2 separate regions of the Homo sapiens genome follow, and region 2 is linked to region 1. The links are chromatin loops, found by intact Hi-C in ENCODE. Cell type or tissue: endothelial cell of umbilical vein. All regions are shown on one strand. Links, peaks and the distances in the headings refer to the core of each region. The heading gives the core; the rest is flanking DNA.

The links. Peaks named below come from ENCODE experiments on the same cell type or tissue, not always from the same donor. Only the 100,000 strongest peaks of a DNase experiment are listed, where the experiment ranks them.
Region 2: it touches region 1 in a loop (4-fold over the local background); 46 of 110 quality-filtered maps call a loop at or near these places.

What each region holds. Positions count from the first base shown.
Region 1 is chr4:88,653,879-88,663,360 of GRCh38, reverse strand. It overlaps HERC3 (HECT and RLD domain containing E3 ubiquitin protein ligase 3), which reads right to left. Exons shown (of 26, transcript NM_014606.3): 7 at 9,228-9,319; 8 at 8,057-8,187; 9 at 7,326-7,486; 10 at 4,870-4,946; 11 at 806-930. Among named protein-coding and RNA genes, the nearest start is that of NAP1L5, 39 kb to the left of the region's middle. In endothelial cell of umbilical vein, for the core only: a CTCF peak has its summit at 3,807; DNase peaks (open chromatin) are centred at 1,440 and 3,830; H3K27ac peaks cover 705 bases.
Region 2 is chr4:88,595,082-88,604,563 of GRCh38, reverse strand. It overlaps HERC3 (HECT and RLD domain containing E3 ubiquitin protein ligase 3), which reads right to left. Exons shown (of 26, transcript NM_014606.3): 2 at 8,950-9,007. Among named protein-coding and RNA genes, the nearest start is that of HERC3, 7.3 kb to the right of the region's middle. RefSeq lists an enhancer at 2,763-3,453. In endothelial cell of umbilical vein, for the core only: no CTCF peak of the experiment used is centred there; DNase peaks (open chromatin) are centred at 4,193 and 5,013; H3K27ac peaks cover 3,445 bases.

The sequences.
Region 1 (9,482 bases), core at 647-8,646:
CTTGGCAGAGCCATCCTAAGGTTAGAGGGATTCTGAAGACTGCCACAGAGCTGCTCTAGGGCGTTTCTAATGCTCTCTCACTCACAACGTTACTAGCTCAAGTGCCTCAAAGTGTAGCGTCCTGGTCATTTGGCCCACTACAATCTATGTCATAATGCAGGAACCATTATGTACGTTTCTGGGAATAACCACAACTTAGTGCACAGAGCTTGATTTATTCTTCCCAAGAATCAGACTTTGCAGAAAAAAGTGGAGAGGCTGAGGAAAGCCAATGAAAATGTGTAAAAATGTGCAAAGGAAAATTGTCCTTTAAATTTGATAAAAGCTCTCAATCCTACTTACTGTTGTTTTTTTTTTTTTCTACATGACTCTGAATTACCATCTCAATCATTATGAATAGGAAAATGCTAGAAATTATTAAGATTAGGTAAGATAACAGCTGTCTCAGATTTGGGATGTTTTGGAACATGCATACACTAAAACCCATGGGAGTTAACCATAACGCTAAGCTCTCTTAGCAGAATCACCAACTCAGGCCTTCATCAGTCAGGATTTTTAAGATCATACAATAAACAAGGCAGGTTGAGGCATATACTGTGTGTGAGAATTGGGGATCCATCCATTATGCTATTTGGGGCTAAGGAGATCAACCCTGAAATAGTAACCAAAAATAACCCACGATTCCCTATAATGTAAAACCCCATTTACATTCACAGTATCAATATGCAAGTACGGAAAATCACACTAAGCTAAAAAGTTGTAACATACTTTGTGGAAAAAAAAATGAAGACAAGCAGCCACATACTTGATTGTATTTGCATTGTTGTGTTCTGAGAGTTTTTGTCTCCAAACTGCTATGGTTTCATCATTTATTAAACTGGTATAATGTGCTTGGTTCATAGTCCTGAAGTCAACAGCAGGAGAATAATTCTGGAGAATTAAATGTAACAGTAAAAAGAAGAAATTATGTAGCATGGATCTTGTCTCCTCTCCTTTCTCCCACATATTCTCCATTTTACGTTTCACTTATGATCTAAATGCTGCAGTGTGCCGCCCAGATCCCCTCCACCCTTCAGAATGGAGGCTCCTGACAGATCCCAGCTGGGTTGCTGTCCAGGACTTGGCATTGACTGTTGCTTCACTATCACATCCAATGGCAGGTAGAGGCATGGTGTAAAGGTCCAGCCCGCTTGCCTCAACTCAGGACTGGCTGAAGGACCATCACAACTTCAGTGCTCCTCATGGGACTGGCTGAGGCCTCTGTTATAACTGAATTGCATTTCAACCCCTCCCTCTGCGCAATCCTGCCTCCTTCATCCCTCAGTAGATGTTCTTCTAGAAAGCACTCTCCCAAAAACCTTTGAGTCTCGGGTCTGTTTCCCAGAGAAACCAACTCAGTACAACTTTCCCAGACTTCTTTCCCCTTTGCTTTGAATCACTGTAACAGCAGGTTTTTAAGGTATTAGTCATCTGCCATAAATGTCCACCAAACTTCAACAAAATGTATTACAAAAGAGCCAGAGTTCAGTTATAATCTATATGACAAATAACCTATAAAAACAATGACTCTTAATTTCTTGCTTCAAGTATATAGCTATTATAAGAAAAATGGCAGAAAAAGATGTTAATAATGTATGTCCTTGAAAATTCCAAATGTTGCCCAACACTGTACATCTTTTATTCAGTGAGATTAAAGAAAAAAAACATAATAAGCACTTTCCTTTTCTAAAATTGCTTGTTTTCAACTTATTTTCCCCAAGCCTTGTTCTTGATCGAGAACTAAGGAAAGGTTGATGGTGCTTTATACTCCTATTCTCGTCTCCAGTGAAGAGGAAAAAGGTAATATTAAAGCACTCATTCATCAGCTCATGAGATTTTTTTTCTCCTTTGTACCTACACATAAAAACATAACTTTCAAAGTAAATTTTCTTGGTTACTTTCCCATAGCTTCAAGTTAACGTATCATTATGGTAGGAAGGAGTAGAGCATGTAATAAAACAGAGATGCCTGACAAAGTTTGTGATCATCTGGTTATTGATAACTATTCTACTAAAATGGCCACAGATATCTATTGAGAGAACAAAAATCATCTTGAAGTACAACATACAGGAAACTCATAATCCAAAGCAGATGCTGGAGTACACACAGAGATTGTCTTTCCACCTCCTTGTAAAACCACTGTTGTTACGTAAATTTTATTTATTTCCCCCATTCAAAGGGGCAGCTGAACATCAACTCTAACACAAACCTACAATAAAATAAAGACTTGGAACTATTTTATCATTCCTCATCATATGTCCAATAAACCAGAGATGCCTTGGGTGAAGTACAAGTTCAGAATCACTTAAAGAACCAAGAAAAAACATCATTCTTCCTGTCTTTAATACATACAGGCAAAAAAGGAAAAATTGCTCTTAGGTCAGTGTTTCTCAACTTTGGCTGGACTTTGAATCACCATGGGAGCGTTCAATAATCCTGATGACCAAGTCATACTCCAGACCAATTAAATCAGAATCTCTAGAGTCATCAGTATTTTGTAGAGCTCCCAGGTGATTCCAGTAGGCAGCCAAGGTTAAGAATCACTGTTCCAGGAAAAAGAAGATTATGAGATAGACACACACACAAACACACACACATGCACACACAATTCTAACAATCCCAACCACATTCCCTCTTCAATTCTATCCAGGGAACAAAACGACAGGAAAAGGAGATGCTATGGTTTACATTCACTAAATTCCCAAGACCTAGAATCAGTGTAGCAAAGGGGTATCTGAATATAACTCCTTCCCTCCCTTCTTTCACCTAAGGCCTGGCAGTAATGAATGAGTCAGCCTTTTATAAAAATAGAGGCTATGGCCGGGCGTGGTGGATCACGCCTGTAATCCTAGCACTTTGGGAGGCCGAGGAGGGTAGATCACTTGAGGTCAGGAGTTCAAAACCAGCCTGGCCAACATGGTGAAACTGGTCTCTACTAAAAATACAAAAAAAATTACCCAGGCATGGTAGCGGACGCCTGTAATCCCAGCTACTCAGAAGGCTGAGGCAGGAGAATCGCTTGAAACCAGGAGGTGGAGGTTGCAGTGAGCCGGGATCACGCCATTGTACCCCAGCCTGGGCGACAAAGCAAGACTCCATCTCAAAAAAAAAAAAATAGAGGCTGTAACTATACAGGTGCTTTTTCTTGGTTCTTTAAGTGATATGGTAACAGGGTAAGCATATGATTTGATCAGCCTCTGTATCTAAATAATCATCTCTGGTTAATAGTTTAAGTAAATGTGCATAGGTTTCAGTTTCAAAAGAAAGAGCAACATCTTCTTAAGTAATGTTTACTTTCCTTTTTCTTTGTGATCTTACACTTTTCATGCATACCTATCCCTCTTTCCAGTTGTTTAAACTTTAACCTGCCCTGCCTCTCTAATAGTATGCTACTTCACTTCCTTCTCATCAGTGTGTTGTTTTCCAGGCCCAAGGTGTTGATTACAATAATAAAAATCAGTTACATATATCAGATACTATATTTACAAGAGAAAACTAAATTTCATGTTAAATTTCACAGGAAAATTAAAGTTGGATACTATTGAATAACACTATTCAATACTAGTTTCTAGGGGAAATAAATACTTAAAACTCTATTACTTATGGACAAAAACTGATTATCCTCCACAGAGTCAGTGCCTTTTGTATTTTGTTTTATTGACATCTTGAAGAAACAAAGAAAAACCTCAGCTTCCTCAGGATTTCTCTGTAATACACACTCTGAGGCTGGGTCTAAAATAAGTCTAGGGCAGCAGTTCCAAATCACGCCAGATGGTAGCACTAAGCCACCTTCTTCAGGCACCTGACCTGGAAAATAGCTAATCATCAGCTTTAGCTGTCCAGCCTACAGCCTCGGGCTCCACCAGGATTTTCCAACCTAATCACAGAATCAGAATGACTAGAAGGCAAATACTTTGTGTACTTAAAGATAGCTAAGTATCAAACTAATAGAGAAAGTTTCCAAGACAGAAAGAGCCCCTGGTTTCCACAGTTGCTCATTATCTTCCCAGTCAATTCTGACTCCTTTTTCTTCACTAACAGCCCATTCCCTTGCTCCTCCAAGAGAGTATAAGGATCCATGCACCACTCGGAGCTGGTCCTGTTGAAATGTTTGCTGAATAAAAGCAGGAAGGGTGGGGAAGAAGAGAAGAGAGGAGAGAAAGCACAGGGGAAGGAGTCCAGCACTGACAACAAATCTGTGGAGTTTTTCCAGACTGAATTCCCCCAGCAAGGAAGAGTGGAAGGAATTCGAGCCCTGTCACAGAAACCTGGATCCACACTCTACCTTCAGGCAGAAAGACAATGTCACAGTGTCTTTATCCACTATAGTGATGCAGGAGACAATGGAAGGGAAATTTTGGTGTCATGTCATAAGCAGATTACAAATAATAAAATACATCTGAAAATTGTGGTACCTCTTACATACATATATATACTCAATCACATCAAACAAAGAAACCCACCAAGTTCTCAAACACCTAGCATTTGTTGCCACTTAACAGGGAAGAAAAGAAATGGAAAATCAAATAATGCCAAAGTAAGCACCAACTCCCTAGGCATCCTTTACAGAGTTTCTGGAACAAGTACAAATATAAATAAATAATTTCAAATTATAAATTAGAACTCCATAATTCCAGGAGAATTGTTGGCACTTCAAGGGAGCCAAATGGAGACAACTTCTTCCAGATTTAGTTTGCTTATTTTAAAAATAACATAGGATTGGTAGAAACAAAGAGTAACATTGCTCTTTATGTTGTAATTACTTGTTAAAAGAAATGTTGGTTCACTATTATTCCTTCCTGGAAATAAGAGTCACAAGAAAAATTTTACCTCGTATTTGGAGCAAAGTACAAAAGTCTGGTCTCCTCCAGAGAAGATCTGCTTAACGATATGATATTTAAAGCGATCTGTCAAAAAAAAAATTCCGAAAGCATATTTTTCATTAATTGAAGTTTCTCCTTGATCCCCTTTTCTACTGTCGCAGAATACACTTCAGAGTGGGTACCTATCCATTTTAATTGTGTCACAGAAGTAAGAAATCTTCTCCCCTGGCTCACTGCCTAGGACTGTTTCTACTTCAATTAAAAATAAATATATAAAATGGTATCCTCCACTCTAACTCTTCTTCTGCCCCTCCCCAACTGCCAGTGAATCCTGACCTAGTTTCTCTTTTTCATTCTAACTCTGTCATGCCACTGACCTGAAATCTGAAATGGGCACTATTCTTTATGGTAACAATTCAGCATGTGAGTGTGGTGGGCCCAGGCCCCGTCAGGACGAATCTTGCCACGGAAGGACCTCCGTTTCCTGCTCCCTGCTTTACCTCCCATCACACTGTGTCCACGGTGACATTCTCCTACTACCACGTTGCCTTTATTTCTAATACACCACACTATTTCACATCTCGGTGCCTCCCCCCTCTGCTGCCCCTGGCACATGGGATTCTCCATGAATGTGCCCACCGAGAGCACAACCTGAATGTGCTTCTGGAACTGCACCTTGGTGGTGCTCACACCAACTCCCTCACAGTCCTCTACACCTGGCTAACTCCAAATCATCCTTCGAGGCACAGCTCAAACTTCCTCTAACCACAATACTCCTCCATGCCTTCCTCTGTGCTCCCACATTACCAAGAGGGTTCCTAAAACCATGTCATTTACATAACTGACATTTACCTGCTTATGTTATAAAATCATTTTGGCAAACATCCAAGCACAAATTTAGGACCATGGAAGTCAGGTTATAATTCAACTTCAAAAATTTGTGGTTTTGAAATAACCAAAAAACACCTGAGTTGGTAAACTTTCTAAATAAATGTATTCCACGTATGAGTACAATGTCTTGGAGAAAAGAATTTACAAATTACAGAGAAGAGGACACAAAGCCATTCTTTTGCTTCTGGGAACATCACCCAGACAAAATCTTGTTTATTTATATTTTAAGTTGCACTACATTTCAGATGCTCATATATCCATTCCAAAAATGTCTACTGAGTGACAAGTTCATGCCAGGTCCTGTGCTATATGCTAGGTTTACAAAAAGGAAAAGAGTTTGTCTGTGTCCTTGAGTTTCTTATAATCCAGTACTAAAACTTATGATGGTTACTGTTTCAAACAAATTCCTGATCAAGCCATAAGTGTGTCACTTTATCGACTTCAAAATCAAAATTAATAAGTTACACTTCCTTTTAATGATTCTCTAGCTCCATTTCAGCCTCAGATTTATTATTTCAAGGTGAAGCAGTCATTCAATATTAATGACTGCCTGACTTTGATTTCCAATGAAACCAAGACTGCTATTTAACTATTTTTTAAGGGAAGAAAAAAAATGGCTTAAAAAGAAATCACATCATGTTATATACCAAAATGCCAACAGCAAAGTAGAGGTAACATAGTACACATGATTTAGAATGACCTGGGTTTAAATCCTGCCTCCAGAATCTATGTGATCTTGGGCAAATTACTTGACCTCCTTAAGACTTTGTTCCCTTATCTCTAACATGGGGATAATAACCACTAACTAGTTCTTAGATTATTTTGAGTGCTTTGCATAGTAATGAAACGTCATTAAGCATTCAATACATGCGAACTGTCATTATTAGCAACAACAATAAAATGTATACACCACCACCAAGGTCTGTGGAAACAAAATAACTGGTATAGTTTGAATGTATGTTCTGGTCAAAACTCATGTTGAATTGCAGTAATCCCAATGTTGGAGGTGAGGCATGGTGGTATGTGTTTAGATCATGAGGGCGGATCCCTCATGAATGGCTTGGGCCATCCCCTTGGTGATAAGTGAGCTCTTGCTCTGAGTTCACATGAGATCTGGTGGTGTAAAAAGTATGGCACCTCCTCTCCACTCTTCCTCTTGCTCCTGCTTCTGCCATGTGAAGTGTCTGCTCCTTCTTTGCCTTCTGCCATGACTGTAAGATTCCTGAGGCCTCCCCAGAAGCCAAGCAGATGGCTGCATCATGCTCCCTGTAGAGCCTGCAGAACTGTGAGCCAATTAAAACTCTTTTCTTCATAAATCACCCTGTTTCAGGTGCTCTTTACAGCAATGCAAGAACGGCCTAACACAACAGTATTTCCTGCTTTATTTATTCTCTAGGATCTCAACTCTACAGCTTCATGCATAGTAAGTACAGAAATTATTAATTGATGTTAAAAAATACCTTATCTTCATTCCCTCCAAAAGACCTCAAAGTAAGTAATAGATACATATTCTGTAAACAACTGTTTTCATCACTTAAAATACCTTTAAATTCCAGAGACAATCATTCTTACCAGCTCGGGCTGAAAGCTGGCCACTGTGGGCAGCCCAGTAACCCTTGACAGGAGATGGGCACTTAACATTACAAGTGTGCCCAGTTCCTAATTGACCTCTTGCTCCACAACCAAATGCATAGATGAGTCCAGAAGAAGGCACGAAGGCTAGGGTATGTTGTCTGTGAAAAAATAATTTAACTCATCAGCATAGTTTCTACTAATGTGGATGTACACTCTGACTCTGACTTTTAACTTCCACATGTGCACAGCACAGGGTGCTCCTATAGAGCCTTTCCCATGTTAACACGTGACTCTTCTTGCAGCGGCTGCTCTCCATAATACTATCCTCTAACACTCTAGATCATGAGGAGGGTGGCAAGTCAGGAAAGAGCTGAATGATCTACTGCATGTGGCCTCTAAGATGAACAGAGAGAAGCAGGGTAGACTCAGGCAAAAATTTCCAAGAAGTTCTTTGGGACTCTCTCACTTTTCCTTTCTTTATCCCTTCCCCACATCCTGCTACTCTTTATCCCAAAAGAAGCCTAATGTCTCCGTGTTGCTCTGCTTATCTAAAACCCTTCCTTGCCACACTCTATCAAGGTCTTTCTCCACATTTCACCATAGGCGTGCATGCAGTTAAGATCTCTTAAAATGACGGTGACTAGGTATAATCACATTCTTCATCACTACAAAGATAAGACCAATTTCTGGGTCCTAGTGAATACAAGCAAGCTTTGAGGAACACTCACCTGCCACAAGCAATTTGAGTTACTTCACTACCCATCAGCTCTAGAACTCTTCTAGGGTTAACCTCATCATTCATGGAGTCGTGTCCAAGTTGCCCACAGGAACCAGCGCCAAAGGTAAACACACCTCCACTCTAACAAGGAACAAACACCATAGGACTTCACTGTATCTTTAAGGGTATACCTCTAAACCCTGTATACAAAATGCCTATCACAACAATGTGCACAAGAGCACTACATTCACTTGACACTTGGCCAAAATCACTTTGTAAGGATGTTCATTAAATAGAAAAATAATAAAAAGGGAATTTCAGACTGCATCTTTATGGAACAAAGATAGCAATGCTCAAAGGAATGTGTGCCTTCTGTAAATTTTTAAAATCGTTTGAAAGTACAATGATGTGTTAGGAAGCAAAATTTTAAAAAAGGAGAAACTAGGAGCTAGGCTAAATGAGATGATTTTACATGATCATTCACATGTAAGAAATTAGGTGCTCTACAAATTCCTTGGTAAGTAAGCTGTTTTTTTAACAGCTGTATTTAAATAAATGTTAAGGCATTTTATCAAAGTGAACGTAGAATAATATTTGTTCAATATAAAAATACATTTTCATTCTCTCTAGAATGTATTTAGAAGCAAAAGAAACATGATTATTTTAAAACATTAATTAAATTGCTGTTTCTTTTTTACATATTTAAATGACTTGTTTTAAAGGAACATAGGACATCATTTTATATATATTATATATACATAAAATAACAAATAAAAATAACAAAGTGCTGTCTTTGTTCCATAAAGAACCAAGGAATTTATATATATATAAATATATACATTATATTTATATATATAATCTACATTTTTATATAATCTACATTATATGTGTGTATATATATATAATCTACATTATGTGTGTGTGTGTATATATATATATATATATATATATATATATATATATATGAAAAATCTACAAGATTACCAAAGAGGATAACAGAGACATACAAAAAAGTAGTCTTTTTCTATTCCTTTGGAAAACAACAAACCCACATAAAAGAGAGCATTCAAGTTCAAGCCACAATACTGTAATCACACACCATCACTACACTAACATAATCAAGCAATTCTAATCACCCATCATATCCCCAGCACCAAAGTAAAATACTCTGAGCTCCTTACCTTTGTGAGAACTGCTGTGTGTTCTTCTCCACAACTAATATAGACAACTTTTTGCGTGCGTAAGAGTTTTACATGGCATGGAGATTCTCGATCTAGAATAAATTAAATATCAGAATATCACTACCATTTGCCTTTGAGATGAAATATACACAACTATCTTGGCATGAATTTTGGATTCCTGGATTCCTGACGCATGTTCAGTTTCCTGCCTGCATCTGTACTTGGATATCCAACAGACTTCTCAGTTTTAATTTA
Region 2 (9,482 bases), core at 595-8,594, 59 kb after region 1:
CACAAAAGTCCACAAATTATATGATTCCGTTTACATGAAATGTATAGAACAGGCAATAGAAAATAGACTAGAAAATAGACTAGTGTCTGCCTAGGACTGGAGGGAAAGAGGAGAATGGAGAGTGACTGTACCTGCCCTTTTGGAAAGTGGTAAAATGTTCTAAATTTAGGTTGTGGTGATGGTTTTAAAACATGGTAAATATACTAAAAACCCCTAAATTTTATACTTTAAATAGGTAAATTTTAGGCCAGGCGTAGTGGCTCATGCCTGTAATCCCAGCACTTTGGGAGGTCAAGGCGGGCGGACCACCTGAGGTCGGGAGTTCCACACCAGCCTGACCAACATGGGGAGACCCCATCTCTACTAAAAATACAAAATCAGCCAGGCGCGGTGGCGCATGCCTGTAATCCAGCTACTCGGGAGGCTGAGGTAGGAGAATCGCTTGAATCCGGGAGGCAGAGGTTGCAGTGAGCTGAGGTCACGCCATTGCACTCCAGCTTGGGCAATAAGAGCAAAATTCAGTATCAAAAAAAAAAAAAAGTAAATTTTATGGTATGTGAATTATATCTCAGTAAAGATTTTTTAATTGTCTTTAAATTTCCTTTCTCTTGCTACATGTCTACTGCCTCTGCAGGTCCACATCAGCCAACAAGGCTTTCTTGAGTTTAATTGTGAGAATTGTTATTACCAACATAATAGGCACAAAAGTATTTTTTCTACAACAGAAAGGAGGAGGGAACAACCCCTAGAGTTTAATATGGGAAAGGTATCAATTATTTCAATATATTATTTTTGCTTACAAAGACATAAGAGGGGAAGCTTTATCTAATGCTTTGATCAGAAATGAAATATTATAACTTCAAAAGTTCTGACTATTGATAAAGTTGGAAATCTTAAGTGGGTGGATCTTCTGTCAAGGAAAATACCCCATGCACCTCTCTGGTTTTGAAAGAAAGGTCCAAGATTTAGAGACGAAAGGAGACGGGGGAAATCCCAAGCATGCCTTATAAAACAGTAGATGCTCCTATTTAAGATAGCAAATTAAGAGAGAGCGATTGGCCGGGCATGGTGGCTCACACCTGTAATCCCAGCACTTTGGGAGGCTGAGGCAGATGGATCACCTGAGGAAGGAGTTCGAGACCAGCCTGACCAACATGGTGAAACCGCATCTCTACTAAAAATACAAAAATTAGTGGGGCGTGGTGGCGGGTGCCCATAATCCCAGCTACTCGGGAGGCTGAGGCACAAGAATCGCTTGAACCCAGGAGGCAGAGGTTGCAGTGAGCCAAGATGGCGCCACTGCACTCCAGCCTGGGCAACAAGAGCAAAACTCCACCTCAAAAAAAAAAAAAAAAAAAAGAGAAAGCGATTGAAGCCTGTAATATGGCTGCAAGTTTGGAACCTGGCCAGTAAACAGTAGATTCTCCGTGGCAGAGAACAGCAGATGAATTTTGAGAACAGTGGTGTCTAACACTCAAGTTTGAACTTGTTGCCTGTTCTGTAACTACTTTTGAGAATCCCAAACCTTCTATCAAAGTTAAGACACAACACCCTTACAATAACTGTATTTTGCCAAGCATGAATAAAAAGAACCTTGAAAATAAGCCCTCAGAGCCCCTCCTGAAGACTGACAACTGAGCAAGAGTTTTGGATGAGGCATGATAAGAGAACCTAAACATTCTTCTTCCCTTCGGAAATTCTTAGAAATTTGAGAAAGACGCTAAATCTCTAATCAGCATCGCCTTGGGTTTGAATCACTTTATCTGGATATGAAAGAAAACAGTGACCAGGCACAGTGGCTCACACCTGTGATCCTAACACTTTGGGAGGCCAAGGTGAGAGGACAGCTTAAGCCCAGGAGTTTGAGACCAGCCTGGGCAACACAGTGAGACCTTATCTCCACAAAAAATAAAATAAAATCAGCCAAGTGTGGTAGGACACACCTGTAGTCCCAGCTACTTGGGGTGCTGGGGTGAGAGGATCGTTTGAGCCTAGGAGGTCAAGGTTTCAGTGAGCTGTGATCGCACTGCTGCACTCCAGCCTGGGTAATAGAGCGAGACCCATCTTAAAAACAAACAAGCAATGCAGAAGATTGGTCTTAAGGACATTCAGATTACATTTCAGTTTCCAAACATACTTTTTTTTTTTTTTTTTTTTTTTTGGAGACCAAGTCTCGCTCTGTCTCCCAGGCTGGAGTGCAGTGGCGCAATCTCAGCTCACTGCAACCTACGCCTCACAGGTTCAAGTAATTCTCCTGCCTCAGTCTCTCAAGTAGCTGGGATTACAGGCGTGTGCCACCACACCCCACTATTTTTTTGGTATTTTAGTAGAGACAGGGTTTCGCCATGTTGGGCAGGCTGGTCTTGAACTCCTGACCTCAAGTAATTAGCCCGCCTTGGCCTCCCAAAGTGCTTGGATCACAGGTGTGAGCCACGGAGCCCAGCCGGTTTCCAAATATACATTTTAATTATAATTCTGAATATCCTTTTCTTTTTTTTTTTTTTTTTTGAGACGGAGTCTCGCTCTGTCGCCCAGGCTGGAGTGCAGTGGCGGGATCTCGGCTCACTGCAAGCTCCGCCTCCCGGGTTCACGCCATTCTCCTGCCTCAGCCTCCCAAGTAGCTGGGACTACAGGCGCCCGCCACTACGCCCGGCTAATTTTTTGTATTTTTAGTAGAGACGGGGTTTCACCGTTTTAGCCGGGATGGTCTCGATCTCCTGACCTCGTGATCCGCCCGCCTCGGCCTCCCAAAGTGCTGGGATTACAGGCGTAAGCCACCGCGCCCGGCCCCTGAATATCCTTTTCTAATCATACTTCTTAAACATGCTAGTCTCTCCATATTAAGAATCACTGTTCTAGGTCCTACAGGTCAAAATATCAGGATTTCAAGACAAGATTGCAGACTTCAAAGGTGTCTTCCCTAATCTTTTCATTGGTACATTCATTTCATCCTAATGAAAAGAGGATGGATTCTAACAGAAATGGTGAAGACTTACTTTGAATTATAATACTAGGCGAACACATCAAAGCTGAATATATCAGCCAATCTACAGGAGAGAACTGTCAACATATGAAGGAGACAGCTAATTGGCTCTTCTATGCAAAGTCAGCTTTTAAAATGACAAACTCTTTTCTCCCAAGATAAAAGCATGCCCAAATGGCTACAAATTAAAGATTACAACACAGAGGAAGCTCGTACTTTCAACCTCTCTTGACAACAATTACAGTACTTTGGATTTAACTCAATGGCCTTAATTGGTATATACCAATTTTAAAACTGCCTTATTGTAATCCTGAGGTATGCTTTGAACTCTTGAGGCTTTCAGGAAAGGCATGAAAAGGCCCAAAATAAAATATAAAACTGAATCTCAATTTGCTGTCTTACACAGAAAGTTCTGCTTCTTCCCAAGATTTTTATTCCTTGTCTAGACTCTACACTAAAAAAGTATTAAGATTAAATGTTATTCTTTGAATTAACTACAAATATTGTGGAGAGGGAAGTAGAAATAAAATGAAAAACTGGCAGGGTAGTGGTGGTGGTGGTTGGTGGTCTAATGATACACTAATAGACCAGCAAGCTCACATAATCTAGAAATAATTTATTTTTCCCAACTTGCTCAATTGCTATTATCCACATTAATGGATTTTTTCGTTTTTAGTATTTCATAAATTTGTCTTATCTCTCCTACCTTCTAGTGTTCTTAGGTGCAAGAAGGTTGTGATGTGCCTTACAGAGAAAAAAATGTGTATTAGGTAAGTTTCTTTCATGCATGAGTTATAGTGTTGGCTGTGAGTTCAATGTTAATGAATCAACAAGCGGGTACATCCAAAATATGGAACAGGAAATCTGCTGATCTGTATGTGAGGCCTCCCCTGGAGAGAGCTAAAGTAATATCCAGAGTACATAATGAAGCTATAGATACAATGGAAAAGCAATTAAATCTGTGGATTCATGAGATGACAACCCATAAAAAATAAAAATCACAGTGGATAGCACTGATGTGAGGCTGAAAGCCAAAAACACTGTCACATTACACAGGGTCAAGAAAATGTTAAACCCTTCTCAACTAGTGTTTTATTACCAAGAAATATTGTGTATATTAGTAAGAAATATATATTAAATAGGCTGTCTAGACAGAAACACACATAAAAAAAGGTTATGCGTCAGCTGGCTGATAAAAATCTCTTGACCACAGCCTACAAGAACCTAATCCTGTATTTCCTCAGAAACAATGGCTCTGTATTCACTAATATGGTATTCACCATGACTTTACAGAACCTAACTATATACAGAGTATAACAAGTCCCTTCTTTGTTTACTTAAGCTTATTTATTTATGCTTGTTTGAATCAGGTTTCTTTCACTTGCAATAAAAAGAAACTCCTGACTGATAATATTAATAATGACATTATTAATAATAACAGCAGATAAGACCTGATTTGAGCTTACTCTGAGTCTGGTACTTTTCTATGTGCTTCACAGATGTTGGCTCATTTCATCTTCTATGAGACAGGTACTGCCATTATCTCTAATTTACAGATGAAGAAAGTGAAACTAACAAAAAAAAGATGAAGTAAAGGAAAAGAAAGAGACACTATGCTGTGCTGTATAGTAAGGAGCTTAGAAAGTAGATAACCAAAAGGCCAGACTTCCCAATGTGTCTGCACCACTCTCCAGAGAAAACAGGGACCCTGATCAGTCAACCTGGCTATCTGACCCGCTAAGTAATTCTTTCCTAAAAGTGGATGGGTGGATCAGATTCCATAACAGTTGTCACTAAATTCACCCAACCAATTGCCTTGCTTAGCAAGCAACCTTAAATAACTTGGTTTCTAGGGCAGATTCTACTACAGGGATAGAATACTGTGACCAGGTAACCAAAGCATCTCAGTCTTATTAGGATTTCTAATTCTCATTATTAATTTGGCGTCCTGGGTCTATCAGCTTTTTTTGTAGTTTATCTGGCACGAGTCAGTCCTTGAGAGTCATCTGAGTTCTGGGTGCTTTGGCCAAGCACAATCCTGTGTAAACAGCCTGAAGTATGGCCTCATCCCTGACTGACTAGTAAAAACAATTTATGAAAAAAGATAATAAAAAGGACTATTGTTCAAGAAAACTTCAAAAATTCTTCCAACTGAGTTACAGTAATGGAATCTTCAATTGGTCAAATAAAAACTGCCCACCAAGAGAATTAAATAGCAACCACAAAAAAGATGTGTATCTGTAAATAAACTATCAATCCTAACTATAAATACGGCCTAGGTCATCACAATGCTCTGCCGGAACTAAAGAAAAAAGCAACTAAAATCATCTAGCTTTCAGGAGAGAAGTTCAACACATTGGAGAGAAGCCAGCCATTAGCACAGCTTTCACTTCAAAGTACACTCCAGTTGGACCCCTAAATCTTGTAGCTGCTGATGTCCATGACTTTAAAGGTCTAGTTTCAGCAACGGTCTGCATCGCTGGGCATTTTGATCTCCAAGGTCCTTACACCCATTTTTCCTCATTCACTCTCTTGCTTGCTCCTAGAAGAGCAGAATCTTTTATTTTCCTTCAAAATACACAATTATGAAATTCGCTGCAAAATATAGGACTACACTTCCCTCAGCACCTACACCAGCCCCGCTTGGCTGCATTTCCTGCCTCTTATTTCCCCATGACAAAACAAAAGGAAGGACTACTTTTGAAGTACAACTTTCTCTCAATGTCAACCTGGCACTTTCCTGAGTCCTTCTCATCTATTCTTGGTAAGAGATTCAAGATAATCTTAGCAGAGCTTAAGGGTCAAAGGAACTAAAATCCAAGCCCTACATTAACCACGTTAGCTGTGAAACCTGAGGAAAGATGTTTACCCACCTTAAGCTCCAAAATCAGGAGAAGGTGCTAGAGTGTTGTGAGGATTAATGAGAAAATGCATGTAAAAAGGGCTTAGCATGGTGCCTGGCATGTAGTAGTAAGTGACCAGTAAATGTCAGCTGCTTTAGTCAATGTTACTCCTACTCCTAGTGCTCTTCTTTGAGATTTCAGCAGACAGGACAATTCCCAAAAGAGGATGGGATTGTGACTCCTGTCTTCCTCACTGCAATTAGCACTAGCTGCATTCTGCCAAATCTGCACTACAGCAAAGTAGCATCACAACCATCTGCCATAACTTTCATGAAAGGGATTTGAGGTTGATAGGAGGAAGTTTTTTTGTGTGCATTTGCTTTTAAATTCTGGAGAGGGCATGGGTGGAGGGCGGTGGGGAGATAAATCTCTTTTTACTAGCTCTAGTGAGTTGAATGCTAAACGACAACCTTCAGTTCCTAAACTTTGTCTTATGATAAGACTATGCGACTATGCACACAGCAGCCTAACAACTCATTCTTATCCCTTTGTTTGAAAGGCACTGAGACCAAAATAACACTCAGGCAGGACTTCTAATCTCATTTAAAATAGGGATAAGCTTCCTTTCAAGTAAGCTTAGAAGCAATTACCTGAATGTTGTATATATGAAGAGGGTCTCTTTCAACAGCAGGAAAAGACAATGTCCAAAACCTTCAGTGCTTTGCAGATACTCCCCAAATTCAGGCTTTAAATAAATGTAGGGCCAAAACTAAAATGCAGAATTAACTCTGGTAACAAAGAAGATTCATTTTAATGACTTGCCTTATTATCAAAAATGTTCCTACCAAAGACAGAAATGTCATAGAAGGCAAAGAGAAGTTTTCAACAACGTGAATCCACTCCTTGCTGTTTTCTCTCTCCTCCACTTTAGCTGGACTTTGGTCCTCTGACCCCCTCAGCCAACACAGGAAACACTCCTACCCTTCCCCGGATCATCCCCTCTAAGGTGGTGCCTTCTTCACTACCTGGTGCTAGGCTTTGTGAAGCTGGAAGAATGACTTCTCTGCAGTCTGCTTAAGCTGTGGACTGCCTTCAAAAGACACCAACGAGACTGGCAAGAATTGAAAAGTCTAACAATACCAAGTCAAGGATATACAACAGCCAGGGCCCTCATAGACAGCTGGTGGGAATATAAACTGGCATAAGCACTTGGCAAAACAAGTTGGCATTCTCCAGTGAAGATGAAGATGTGGATACCTCCCCACACAGTAATTTCACTGCTGGGCATATGACCAGCATTATCCAACTTATTAAGCATCTATGGTGCTCCTGTACTATACTAATAAATGGAGATACAAAGATGAGTAAAATCTGGAAACTTGGAACTTTCTGTGATAATGGAAATGCTATATATTTGCACTGTCCACTATGGTAGCCAGTAGGTATATGTGGCTATTGAGTACTTGAAATGTGACTAATACAAGTGAAGAACTGAAATAGTTAATATTTTATTTTAATAAATTTTAATGTAAGTAGCCCTAGGTGACTAGTGGCTATCTTACAGTCCAATGCAGTGAGAAACTCATGAACATATGCACCAAGATACACGTATAAGAATGTTCATTCCAGCATTATTTGAAATAGGAAAAAAACAAAAAACAAATATCCATCAATAAGAAAACAGATAGTGTGGCACATGCATAAAACAGAACACTGTACAGCAGTAAAAAATAAACTCCATCTATAAGCATCATTGTAACTAAATCTTAAAAAGTGTTGAGTCACAGAAGAATTCAGAGTATGATGCATTTTTACAAAATTCAAACACAACTATAACAAATATATTATTTGGAGATTAAGAATCATCAGTGGTAACAAAGCTATGAAGAAAAGCAAATCACAAACACAAAATAGCGGGTAATGATTGTGGAGGCAGTAGGAATAGAGGGAACAATCTGGAAGGAGCACAAAGGGAGACATTTCAATAGCATGGCTGATATTCTGCTTCTGTCCTTTTATTGTTGTTTCTTAACATATATGACATGCATTATTTTATGCTTACAAATACTTCACAAAACAAACAAAAATGCAAAGCGCTGTTGAGGCAGTATGGCTGCTTCTCCTACCTCCTCCACTAACACCCTGCCAACGTGCAGACTGGGAGTTTCTCCATGAAGGAACCAGGTTTTACTCATCTTTGTGCCTTCCATTCTCAGCAGAGTACAAGAGCACAGCAGAGGCTTGATAAATGCCTAGTGAACTGACCCCCATTCTTAGAAAACCTGAATTTCCACCACCTCAACTTGTAACCACTTTTATTTTCCAGATAATGTTAAAGATCCCCCACCCTGAGTAATAATAAAACCAGTTCACTTACACAGAAACACATGTCCCTGCCACCAACAAGTACTATTTCTAAATGGAGTAAATGTCTAAAGGGGACAGAGTTATATTATCAAATTTACCACCTTATTAAAAGTCCATTTGATCTAACCTCTAAGCAAAAGACTTACATTCCTAAATTCATTTTAATGGCAGCTAAGGCCTTCAGAGGCCAAGTAACTTTGGTCCACTAAGAATTAAGTGCTTGGCCAGGCGCGGTGGCTCACGCCTGTAATCCTAACACTTTGGAAGGCCGAGGCAGGCGGATCACGAGGTCAGGAGATCAAGACCATCCTGGCTAACACAGTGAAACCCCGTCTCTACTAAAAATACAAAAAATTAGCTGGGCGAGGTGGTGGGCACCTGTAGTCCCAGCTACTCGGGAGGCTGAGGCAGGAGAATGGCATGAACCCCGGGGGGCGGAGCCTGCAGTGAGCCGAGATCCCGCCACTGCACTCCAGCGTGGGCGACAGCCAGACTCCCTCTCAAAAAAAAAAAAAAAAAAAAAAAAAAAGAATTAAGTGCTTGAAGCAGAGACCAGAAACCAGGTCTCCTACTTCTTGGGCTCACCTTGTTCTCTTCACTATCTTAGAGCAGCAGGAAGGCACTGAGATTTGTTTAGGTCCCTCTCTAGGTAGCTACCCTAGCTTGAGTTGATGAGAGTATTAAACAGGATAATGCATGTAAAGGACTCCATTTACAAGATGAAAAACTGAGGTCCAGAAAAATTAAGTAACTCACCACAGGTCACACACTTGGCATTGGACTAGAAGCCAGAAATATTCCACACCTTGCAGTTCTGCAAGTTAAAGAAATAATAAATAACATTAGTATGGAACTCTGTTGTGTCTTCATGTTACTGTAAACAAAAAGACAGGAGTTAACCTCTGAAAATAAGAATATCTTTAAATTACTCAATCTTGAATATTCCCCACGCATTGTATCTCAAGACAGGAGTTTGGTTAAATACCAGTAAGATAACCTCTAACCAGTTATAAAGACATCAATCACCTCTAAAAGTGAACTAGAGATATAGATATCACCTTATAAAAATTCCTGACATTTGATAGGGAGTAGTAAAAATGGAATTACTTTAAAATCTCCCATTTTTGTTAGAGAAAATTTTGGAAAATAATTAAATTTTGTCTATTTTCTTTATTTTTCCATGTATGACACATAGCAGCTTGTTTTGCCACAACTGTTATGAAGACTGTCTCCTTTCATTCCTTTTCTTTTTTTTTTTTTTTTTTTTTTTGAGACAGAGTCTGGCTCTT